2 separate regions of the Homo sapiens genome follow, and region 2 is linked to region 1. The links are chromatin contacts, found by Hi-C in ENCODE. All regions are on one chromosome and are shown on one strand. The core of a region is the stretch at or near the end of the contact, and the rest is flanking DNA. Distances in the headings are between cores, read along the strand shown.

Region 1 (6,379 bases), core at 2,890-5,389:
TCAACCTCTGTCTGAAGGAACCCTTAACTTGGCCACTTACATCCTAGAACTTCATAGCACATATCATACTCTGTAGTGGATTATCTATGTGTTTATTATATCTCTCATTAAAATATAAACCCGATGAGAGCAGGCATCATTTTGTTCTGTTTACCAACAGTATTCCCAATGCCGGCCATGATACCTCGCAAATATTTGGCATCCACCAAATATCTATGCATTGAAAAAGATAGCATGAGGATCTTAGGGAGGTCAGCATAAAGCATCTCTCTCTGCTTTACATGTCATTGGTTTCTGCATCCAAACTTGGCTATAAGAATCATAATTGGGTCAAATTGGCAGGAGTTTCCAGTTATAGAATCCACCATTTTTTTCAAAGAAGCCAATGTTAATCATGTGACTGCTGGTAATTGGACTAGGACCTTTTATTACTTCATTCTCAAATGCCCTGGTGAATCAAGCATTCCAGCTCCCACTTAATGGAATATACTAGGGCTTGTGTTAAGTAACTTCTTAGATTTACAGTGCCAGCAAATAGTAGAGTGGACTCTGAATACAGGTTACATGATACCAAGTGCACACACTATAGGAGTATATACCCTTGAAGACATGAAAATACTGTTTAAATTTTTTGACATCCTGTTATTTCTTAGTAATTTTATGTGGCCCAATTATACAAATTCCATTTACATATACTACAAAAGGGCTACTTTTATAGCTGTTTGTTATAGTCCCCTAATTTTATACTATCAGCTTCATAAAAATCAATTAATATCCTAAATGTTAAAGGCTAGTGTTTTCATTATTTTAGTCCTTAGATGTTTGTTTCAGGCTACTTGTCTTAGTAATCCTTAATTAAATTTTAGTTTTTATCTAAATTCAATCAAGCTTTTGAGTAATGATAACATTTTGATAACAGTGATATTAACAGCAATCAAATGGATCCTTTTTTTTTTTTTTTTTAATTCTAGGGAGAATGCCATTTAGGCCTTCTTTGTGAACCAGAAAAAGCTATGCCTAAGTTCTTCTTGTGAAAACTCAAGATACACAGTGCCAAGGGCTGTGTGTCCTATGAATCAGCAGGAAATTCTGGCTCCAATCCCATGTTGTAATATGGATTTCCTTTCATCTCAGGCAGCTTAATACTTTAGAAAAAGATCTCTAGAGGAAGATTTTTTCATAATTTCTTTTTAACAATTTTTTAAAAAAAATCCTTATTTTAATTCAGTTATTTTCTAGACTTTGTCATTTTATTTTTAATTTGTTCTTTGAAAAATTAAAGAATTTGTATACACAGTCTACATAATAGTTCATAAAAACAAGTGAAAACGCTATTGAGTAAACATTGCCATTTAAACTATTGGCCTTTGACAATCAATTAGAAATAAAAAGCACATTATCTAAATTGATTAAAACTTTGATATCTATGGTATGCACACCTCAGAGACTGAGCTATAAGGAGGCAATTATAGAACTTCTATTTTTAGATCTTTGTCTCAAATATAATAATAAATTAAGCTTTATGAGTATTTCATATATAGCATGTCCCTGGCATTGTCATGTAGTTTGTATTTCAGAGAGTCACAAGTTAGGAACTTGTACCTGAGGCCTCCATCTGCTGAAGGACAGAGTATGAGTCCCACAATATGAAGGTATTGTCTGTACAGCCACATGTTCACTTTCACCATTATTGCAATGTTAGTGCCTTGTTAAGTGGATTAAGAAATTATATTACCTTATGTTTTTAAAATCCCTACAATACTTTCTACTGATATGGGACAGTGATCACAAAAATGTTTTGCACAACACAGAGGTCTGATGGGTATGTTACAGGAATGTCAAACTTAAAGATGAATCACACACACATTGCTTTCTTTAATAATAATAATAATAATAAACAATCAAACCTCACCTACCAAGTTTGCTGACCTTTTTCTGCGATAACAAGTAGCTATCCATAGTGTGCTACAGAGCAGACAGCTGAAAAAATAAGGAGACTTATATGCCCCTTCCAGGTAAAGGTCACATTTTAATAATGGATGAGAAAGGAACTGCTTTTGAAAGAAATTCATGTTATAAAAAAAAGTATTTTGGGAATATTTCAATCATTAATAATTTAGTTGGCATAAATAGTGGGTTTCACCTATAAAAACATATTTCTACACACTTAAAGAGCTTGAAATTCTCAAATGTTTCAAATAACATATTCTGAATCCATTTCTCAGAAATAGTAAAACGTACCACTGCTTGGTTAGTTTGCTTGAATGAATGGACATCAGAGAAGATGGAAATTTAGTAGCCAAATTTAAATGACAAAAATGTGTTTAATTGGTGGATGGTATTAAAAAATGAGTACCACGATTTAGGAAGTGTAGCCAATAAAGCACTTCCATGTGGATGCCTGCATCTTTGGAAACTGTTTAGTTATGATAGCTATTAAAACTATGTAGGAAAAGAAACTAAATTCTGAACCAAGCCTTTAAATTCCTGCCTGGCAAAATGTTAAAGATGTAAAAAGTAATGAGATGTTTAATCAGTTGGTTTCAATTACAATATTTTTAGAATGAGAGACAATATGAAGGGTTTTTTGAACTTCTAATAACGTTTTAAATGCTTTATTTCATCTTTTAAAATTTATATTTTTGTGTAAATTTAGTAATACCAATATATATTAGACTAGCATATGAATGTAATTTATAAATAAAGTGCCATATATTGGGGATGCAGGCTAAAAATTTTCTGAAAGATATATATGTAATAAACAACCTCAGGGATCACTGGACTGGACTCCCCACTCTTAAACAATTAAACTGGGGAGATGGGATACACCTTTCAATTCTTTCTTAAAAAACTTTTCCAAAAAAAGAATGTTTAGAAAAATACTACCATTTATTATTTGTATTTAAAAAAGAAAAGACAATTTGATCCCAGAAAATTAGGAAGGATGTAATTGCAAAAGAAAGAATACACGATTGAACTGAAAATAATATGCTTATGAACAACTTAATACAATGCCCTTAATTATTTTTATTCTTATTTTTGCTGTGGACTCTTTGAATATCATCATGGAAGAGTATTGATCTGCACACCTAATTCTATTTTCTCTTTTCCAAATGTAATAAGGCAAGTTCCTTTTCTTTTCTTTCCTTTTTACTCTGCCATTAGTTATCCTAACACTGTATGCATTGTGACCTATTCTATGACAGTCATGCTCCATCTCCCTGGGCACAGGGCACCATAAGCCTCCCTCTCCCCTCCTGATCCTGACCCCTGCACCTCTCACCCCAAAGCCCCTCTGATACTATTGCTATTGAAACAGTGACTTCATGGTTGCCAGAGAGTGAGCATTTTCTCATATCCCATTTTACTTTTGCTTCCTGGATTCTTTTGGCCCACTCTAACCTTTTGACATTTTTGGTCATACATGAATATCCATTTGGCTCCTCTTCCCTTAGTATATATTTGTCCCCCGACACAACTACTTTTTCAAATTATGAAAGTCATTTGAATTCTAAGCCTACCTTTTGTGATACTAAATATCCTTGCATCTGTGGCTGTAATCTTAATGATCAAACTTCACCTTCTATTTTCTTGGTTATTACTGAAAATGTGAAGTTACAGATTTTCAGAAATAACGCCTCAAAACCTCACTGATGTATCTGCTTCCAATAATGTGAAAGAATACTGGTAGAAAATTTTGTGTACATTTTCTTAGCTAATTATTTGTTCATTAGTCATTTGATGTCTATGTTAAAAGTAAAAAAAAGACCTAAAAAAAAAACCACATTGAAATCTCCACAAAGTTCTGCAGTACTCATAGTTGCATAGTATTTTTCCTTAATCACCAAAGCCATCTCTTAGTCATGGGAAATGAAGTAAATCGGAAGGCACCTTCATGAAAACAAAATTTTTCTAGTTTTCCTCACACTGTCAACAAAGAGAATATTTATTGTGCTTTCATTTTCAGTGTATGGCCTAAGTCTGTGCCCTTTGAAAAGTTATATAACATAGGTTATCCTTTTATGCACATGTGTCAATATTCTCAACAGTGGAGCAGTTAGGGTTAACCCTAGGCAGAGTTCATCGTTGGTGCACTCCCTGTTCCCCGAAATACTACATTTCCATTCTTTATTCAACCATTTCTTTCATGTATCTCTCCCCACATTACTGGATGGTCAAGGTGCCACACACAGCATTAGTTCTTATCAGGAAATTCCTCTTTTACCTCCTCCTCCCACCTATAAGGAAGTGAATTGATGGAGAGTTGGCATTCACCTTTGAAAGTTATTGGCTTCTAGTATACAGCAACAACAAATGGACTTAGATCCAGGAAGAGTACCACATTTTATTTGTCATGGAACTCCCCAGGAAAAAATTTAGAACAAAATGGATATTGAGATTGTGCTTAGTTACAGAAGCAATGATATTCTGAAGGTGTTTCCAAGAGGGGTCATACAATAGAAGTTTTTTTTAAAAAAAAAAAAAGGAGAAAAGGAAAAACAAGGGAAAAAGTGAAACCAGCAAGAGGTGGCAAGTGAGGGGATACTTTTCCTTCCCGGGTCTTTGAGTGATGAACAAAGCAAGGCTGTCTTCAGGACTGCGTGACGGGGGTATTATCTCTCCTGGCATAGACCTAGACTTGGAGATGGTCAGAAAATTATGAGCTCAGCCACTGTCTCAAATGATGACCTGGACTTCTACAAGGCTTCTTGGTGGTTGGTAGTCTAGAGATTTCAGGATTATAAAGCAAACCAATTATATTAAAATACCATTACCTAACATTAAGGGAAAATTTGTGATATGGTAGCATCTGCTTTTTTTTTTTTTTTTGAGATGGAGTCTCGCTCTGTTACCTAGGCTGGAGTGCAGTGGTGCGATCTCAGCTCACTACAACCTCCACCTCCCGGGTTCAAGTGATTCTCCTGCCTCAGCCTCCCGAGTAGTTGGGACTACAGGCACCCACCACCATGCCTGGCAAATTTTTGTATTTTTTTTTTTTTTAGTAGAGGCAGGGTTTCACCATATTGGCCAGACTGGTCTTGCTCTCCTGACCTTGTGATCCGCCTGCCTCAGCCTCCCAAAGTGCTGGGATTATAGGTGTGAGCCACCGTGCCCAGCCACATCTGCTTCTTTAGTAGTATATTAAACAATAGGATCAAGTAATGGGACTGGGCGCTACCTTAATTTTGCAATAGTGATGAATATAAACTATGTGGTTCAGTATATGAATAACTGTAGTATAAAATATCTGCAATTCCTGTTATTAAACATTTGGCAGAACAGCCAACTTTATGGTGGTTTGCTGCCTATTTTATAATTAAAGAAAAGTTTAGGTTTCAGTTGAATATTAGTGATAAAGAGAGAATATTTCTCCCTATCCAACTGAAAGAAACTTTTAATACTATACCCTAAGGGGTATTTGGACCCCAGGTTAAGAACCTCCATATCTACAGGCTGAAGTGTTTGGTGAAAAACCGTAAAGGAGGGTGTCTACAGTGGTATGAGGATTCAAGACTGGTAAAAGGAGCACAGGATAGCAGGAAGACGTTTAGATTAGGAGATTCACAACTAAGATATTTCTGAGATAAATTTTCTTAATTCTTAGCACCATCACCCAAATTCAGCCTCTTACCTCTTGTCCGAATTAATACAATGCCTCCTGACTGATCTTACAACCCAAGCTCCCAGCACCACCATGCAGTCCTAAAGAATAGCTTTATTTATGTTTCAGTTATGCTTCTGTGTTCAAAAATCACTCAGTGCATCTTCATTGCCCCCTAAATAAAGTACAACTCTTAAGTCTGAATGTAGAGTTCTTTATTATTTGGCTTTGGTGTACCTTTCTAGTCTAAGTCTCCATTAGTCTTCTCCACATATCCCATGATACAATCAAACTGGCCCACTTTTGGCTCCCTAATTGGATCCCAACACCCTCCTGTGTAGCCTTTCATCAGGCTTTTGCTTCCATCTGGAATTCTCTTCCCCACATTACATGTGCAGAAATCCTACCCATGTTAAAAGTTTAAGTTCAACAGCCACCCATTATGAGAGCAGAAATTTTGTTTCATTCAACTTGGTTTCTAGAATAACGATTAGCTGTATCCCTTACATATAAAAGATGGTCAATAAGAACATTTTAAATGAACAAGAAGGTTAAACATGGGATCTTGGGGAAATCTCAAGATTAGAAATTGGTGAATTTAAGATGGAATTCAAGGTAGCATATTTCAGCAGCATGTGTGAAAGACTGGAAGGAGTCCTACCATTTAGAAGAATAGGGAGTTAGCCAGTAATGAATTGGAGCTCTTGTATCACTTTATTTGGATATGTTTTTATTTTATTTGGCTTCATTTCTTTATTTTGTTTTTATTCTCAATAT
Region 2 (6,379 bases), core at 1,695-4,194, 93 kb after region 1:
AAAGAAATAATTTCTCAATGAAAAAGGTTACAAAGTTTTAAGTTAGAAAAATTGTGCTACATTTTTACATAAATTAGCCAATGAGTTATTTAGTAGTTCAACAATATAAATATGGAAACAAGCAAAATTTTAAAGTAAATATGTAACAAAGAAATTAAACCACAAACCCTTTCAGGTGGTACAGCCTAAAATGTTTACCCTTTCTCAAGCAGAAATTGGACTATCTCTGGGTGCCCATTCCTTGCCGCATACATTAAAGCAGTCCAGCCATTTTCAGAAGTTTCATTGAGAAGAGATGGAGAATGACTGAGTATTCCTGTTAACTTGGCAATATCTCCTTCAGCAGCTGAACAGTGAAACTGAGTAACTATTTCTTGCTTCAGACTTCTTTTTACAGAAGACATTTCTTCCTTAAAAGAAGGAAAATCAGGGGAAAAAGCTTATTTGCAACTGCTTTTTTATCAATGAACAATATTGATAAATAGCAATAGAATAATAGCAATGGTTTCCAAGGCAACATACTATTCAACAGGCAATCCTTAAACAGCATACATTTCAATTTCAAAATGTTATCAGTTTAGAATTATAAAATGCAACGCAATTTATATGCCCATGGGAGTTACACAAAATAATGAATAAAGAGCTCTGACAGTACAGACGAGGGGGCCATATCCTTGGGAGGGGGAACCAGGTAACATATTACATAAGGAGGAGGTATTTAGGGTAGACCAGAGGGGACTTCACGATGGGTGGGGACATGAGGGGGAGAGCATTAAAACAGATGGAAGTAAAGGCAGAGACTTTATAAGTTTCACAGGAAAACAGTTTATTGTTTGACCTTGCACAATTAATTCTGTAATCCATCTAGGATCTATTTTTGTTCATGGCATGAGGTAGGGGTCAAGATACTTTTTTACCCAATGCATAATCCATATTACTCCGTATTATTCTTGAAATTACCATCTTTGTCCTACTACACTGAGACAAATATTGTCACAAATCAGATGATCATATATTTTTGGTTCTATTATTGGACAGTTCTGTTGGTCACTTTGTTGTCCTTGAATCAGAGCAGCTTTTAAAACTCATTAACTTTATCTGCTTTGTCACCTTTTTGTTTCGGTGGGGTAAACCCTGAAATAATTGTTCCATACCTCTTAAATATTGCCTAATCATGGACTGCAGATGATAGAGCACACACTGAGCTTTTTTTGTCTTTTTTTTTTTTTGGCGGCGGGGGATGGTGAAAATGGTTCATGATTCAACTGTCTGTGAACTTCTCAAAGTATTTTTTTTTAAGGTATAATTCTTCTTTCTATGAAATGCTATTAAGAAAAGATTTGGGATTCTAACAACATTTCTATCATTCTAAGCAATAAGATTTTTAAGCTAAAAAGACAGAAAGGTTATAGCCCATAGTTTTTGATAGCTGCTGTCTCCTGGGTTCTGAAAGGGCGATCTGGCTGATGAATTGCATAGCAGGAATAGTATGAACAAAATTTAGGGAAAACAAGGAGTAAAGATTAATTGTCTCATTTTGGAGCTGTTCACCTTTCCTATTTGTGTCTTTCTGCTACTTATAAATAGGTTAAAACTGCTCACAGTCATGGAAACACTTGGATGAAACCTAACAGTGGAAATCTGTTTAGAAATTAAATTACCAGAAGTAATATCTACATGACAGAATAATTTTTGATTTATTCTAGAATTTACTTCGCTGTTCCTTTCATATTGAAATTTCTACATACGTTAAAAATACTATGCATAACAAAAGCTACAAATTTTCAGGACTTTATTTTGAAGCACTGCTGTACAGCTCCTGTACTGATCTCCCTTCCAAATTGTCTTTCTCTTAAGTTTATTTTCCAAAAACCCATATTATAGTTTTTTCAGCTAGGTTTAGTTTGAATAATATTTCACTGTCTCATGTTCTGGGGTCACCGTCACTCCCTCACATTCTCACAGGCCGCGCCAGGTAACTGCAAAATTGTCCTTCAAAAATACAGCGTCATTCACTACCTCCAGGGCAATGCTTATGCATATGCTATTCTGTGGAGATGGGAAGTGGAAAGTGTACACTTTTCCCTCTAGCTTTCTCAGCAGAAAAGCCATCTAGAAATAGTACCATTATTCATTCCAGAGAAGCACATAAAGTCTAACACCCAATTCTACTGTTTGATTTACTTTTTCAATTCTCATTGACAGGTTATAGAAGGTAAAGATTTGAAGGCAGAATAAAGTGCTGCCCTTGTTTTCCAAGAAGCTCAAGGACTATTCCGAGAAATCATTTAAAAGAATATTAGATGTAAAGGGACATAAATTTTTAACAAACCAACATCCACTTTTACTGACATGTAACCCGGGGCCCATGACTTCCGCATGCTCACACAGACCGAATGGGACAGGACAGGACCTTAAATATCGCTCTGTCACTGAAATCACTGACCATCAATTAACGAATTTCATCCACTCCCTGGGCACTCAAGACCAATTAAGTGCCACCCGTGCACGGTCTCTGAAAATGGTAAAATGCCTTAAGATATTTTACTTTCTTGCCACTACTGTGAGATTCCTTCTTTCGAGGTGAAATCACACCCTAAGTAGCGCTTCCTTTTCCCCATCTCAGCTTGGGCAGGAAACTCTACGACCTCAGTACCGCCGCACCTCCGCCCTGTCGCGGGAGCCCCTGCAAATGCGTCCGTGGCTCCCGCGCCTGCGCCCACCAAACCACTACGAGGCTCCGCCACACAACTCAGCAGGGCCACGCAGGGCAGCGCGGGAACCAAAGAGCCCAGGGAAGTGGTCACCGCCCCCAGAGGAGGCAATGAGACGACTAACTCCCCACTGCTTCTACTAACCCAAAGGTGACCACAGTAGAGGCAACCAGGATGCAGTCCAAAGATTGGGATATCCCACTCGCTTTTCCTGGAGCCGGATGCAGTCTTCCCGACTTCCGGTGGAGATCCGGGGGTGGGGGGGGGGCGGGAGGGGGGCCCCCGCGGTTTTATGGGAGATGTAGTTTGAAGCCCACAGGTTGTGCGCAAGGGAGAAGGGGTGGAGATTGGGGGTGGAAGTGTTTGGGAGCCGGCGCGGGAGAGATCGCGGTCTAAAGGATTGGAGCTGAATGAAGGGCTGAAAATCCTTCTCCTGAGACTGTGATGTGTAGATAGAACGTGGTGCAGGCGATCGGAAAACTGTAGGCCTAAGGAAACGATTTTAAATTTTCCAGCGTCTCCCACCCAACTCCTAGCCCTCTCTCCAATACAGTCCAATGCAATTGAGTGCTCAAAGCATTCTTTCCTGTTAAATAATCCTGGACTATTGACTAGACCAAGTCACTCTTAAACGAGATATTCGGCCTCTGTAACACCTTAATCATTCACCCCATGGGAAAACTGGTATCATATACTGACGCCTAACTTATTCAGTAGTCCTTTAAAAAGTATGTATCAAGCGCGCAAAACACCTCCTTGGGTTGTGAGGTGTAAATAGGATAATGTATCCAAAGCTCTTAGGATGTTGTGAAGTGCAGAGTGGGCACCCACAACAAAATTATTGTCGTTATTTTTTATTTCAGTTCCTGTGCTTTTATGCTCCAAAACCTACAGAAGTTATGAGTCCGAGATTACAAAACTAGGTGTTGGCGGTCTTCTAACTTCCAGACCAGGGCTTTTTCCTTTACTAAACTCTCTCCTTGGTAATCAGCAACAGCTACAGGGGTCTCTTACAATTGATCACTGTTTCCCACCCAGATTTTACCCTTGGAAGCTCCTTCTCACTGTGAAGCTGTATGCACCAGTTGACATTGATCATGAGGGCTTCTAACGCCCTGTGCTGCTGTTTTTTTTTTTTTTTTCTTTTTTTTAGATGGGTTCTCACTCTGTCACCCAGGCTGGAGTGCAGTAGTGCGATCTTGGCTCACTGCAACCTCCGCCTCCCGGGGTTTCAAGTGATTCTCCTGCCTCAGTCTCCCGAGTAGCTGGGATTACAGGTGTGCGCCACCAGGCCCAGCTAATTTTTGTATTTTTAGTAGAGACAGGTTTTTGCCATGTTGGCCAGGCTGGTCTGGAACTCCTGACCTCAGGTGATCCATCCGCCTTGGCCTCCCAAAGTGCTGGGATTACAGGCGCGAGCCACTGCACCCGGCCGCCCTATGCTTCTTTATGTGACTAGTTGTTTTCAGCCTTTAATGATTTCAGTGACCAGACAGGTGGTCAGAAAGGATTAGTTACTTCACTTGGAGTACCCAATCTTTGCATTCAAACATATGTTAGATTAGTATAGTGAACCCTCGTGTATTAATGATCCAGAGTCAACAACTATTAATATATAGTTCTCCCAGTTGTTAGGATTGTTTTGAAGTAAATTCCAGACCCCATATTGTTTTGATGACAAATATTTAAGAGTAAACTTTTTGGAAATATGTATTATATCTAAAATATAAGGGCTTTGAAAAACAACACAACTTCAATATCCCTAGTATTACAAATTTAACAATAATTCTGTAATAACATAAAAGAAACATTCAATATCAAATTTACTCACTTGCCTCAGAAGTTTTATATGTTTTTCAGTTGATTCATCTGAACAAAGTCTCCACATCACATTTGATTTTTAAAAATCTATGGATTCCTTCCTCTTCCCCTTTTTTTCTGGCAGTTTATTTACTAAAGAGTAATGATCATTTGTTCTGTAGAATTTTCCACATTCTGAATTTTGCAGATTTTATTCCTGTGCTGTCCTTTCCCCCTGTATTTCTTGCAAACTGGTAGTTAACTTTATAGAATTACTCAGATTAAAGTTTGATTTTTTTTCACAAAAGACTTTATAGGTGTTACAGTTTACTTTGTATTGAATTACTTCAAGAGGCTTACAACTTCTGGTTGTCTCTCTTTTTTTAATGTTATACTTGATCATTGGGTTCAGATGTTGTCAACCTGATAACATGTATGATAAATAATAATATAAATATTATAAAAATATGGTAAATGTTTATGATAAATATATGACATTGATATATAATTATGATAAATATAATTATATTATTTAAATATTAAATTTATGATAAATATATTATAAATTTTTCCATCAACTTTTCAGCTAATAGTTTTAGCAGCCATTCATGATTATTGCCTGCATCCATCATTTTGTTATGAGTTGCAAATAGTGATATTCTAATTTGATATTCACTCTACATTTACTAACAAATTATTTTATAATAAAGAACTTCATCTAATTAAATATCTATACAGCTTATATGGAAAGATAGGATAAATGTGCGATTTTCACCATTATTTCCTAATCTTCAGAATAATTAGTTAGTTCCCTAATATCCTTCAGGTAAGTATACAAACGTGCCTTGTTTTATTGCACTTTGCTTTACTGTACTTCACAGATAGTACATTTTTTACAAATTGAAGGTTTATGACAACCTTGTGGCAAGCAAGTATATAGGTGCCACTTTTCCAACAACGTGTTCACTTTGTATGTCTATCACATTTTGTAATTCTTGCAATATTTCACACTTTTTCATTATTATATCTGTTATGGTGATCTGTGATCAGTAATCTTTGATGTTACTATTGTAATTGTTTTGGATTGCCACAAACTGCACCCATATAAGTTGGCAAACATAATCAATACACGTTGTGTGTGTTCTCACTGCTCCATCCACTGGCTATTCTTATCTCTCTCCCTCTCCTCAGGCCTCCCTATTCCCTGAGATACAGCAATATTGAAATTAGGCCAATTAATAACCCTACAGTGGCCCCTAAGTGTTCAAGTGAAAGGAAGACGCACACATCTCTCACACATTTTAAATCAGAAGCTGGAAATTATTAAGCTTAGTAAGAAAGGCATGTCAAAAGACAAGACAGGCCAAAAGCAAAGCCCCTTGCACCAAAGAGTTAGCCAAGTTATAAAGGCAAAGGAAAAGTTCTTGAAGGAAATTAAAAGTACTACTCCAGTGAACACATGAATGGTAAGAAAGTGAAACAGCTTTATTGCTGATATGGAGAAGGTTTTAGTGGTCTGGGTGGAAGATTAAACCAGGCATAATATTTCCTTAAGCCAAAGCTTTATCCAGAGCAAAGTCCTAACTCTCTTCAGTTGTATGAAGACCGAGAGAAGTGAGGAAACTGCAGAAGAAAAGTCGGCATCTAGCAGAGGTTGGTTCATGAGGTTTAAGGAAAAAAGCCTCCTTCATGACATAAAAGTGCAAGTTGAAGGAGCAAGTGGCGATGGAGACGCTGCAGCAAGTTACCCAGAAGATCTTGCTAAGAGAATTGATGAAGGCAGCTAAACTAAACAGCAGACTTTGAATGTAGAAAAAAACAGCCACCTATTGGAAGAAGATGCCGCCCATGACATCCATATCAAG

Evidence for each region. Hi-C counts contacts between places; a loop is a spot of excess contacts on that map. Pooled maps may share reads with other maps.
Region 2: a loop to region 1 is called in a map of gastrocnemius medialis, with 3 times the contacts of the local background. The contact joins the promoter of NUDT12 here to the enhancer-like site in region 1. A Hi-C loop is called at or near these places in 2 of 168 maps with a recorded cell type or tissue (PC-3 and gastrocnemius medialis) and 2 of 50 pooled maps.

The regions. Positions count from the first base shown.
Region 1 is chr5:103,465,617-103,471,995 of GRCh38, forward strand. It overlaps the pseudogene PDZPH1P. Among named protein-coding and RNA genes, the nearest start is that of LINC02115, 73 kb to the right of the region's middle. Within about 2 kb of position 4,140, at least 3 of the 41 ENCODE cell types and tissues checked have a DNase peak (open chromatin) inside an H3K27ac peak, as active enhancers do; they include PC-3, where a contact is called at or near this core.
Region 2 is chr5:103,559,845-103,566,223 of GRCh38, forward strand. NUDT12 (nudix hydrolase 12) reads right to left here and starts at 2,945. Exons shown (of 7, transcript NM_031438.4): 1 at 2,859-2,945; 2 at 199-410. The coding sequence starts at 404. RefSeq lists enhancers at 2,185-2,717, 2,718-3,248.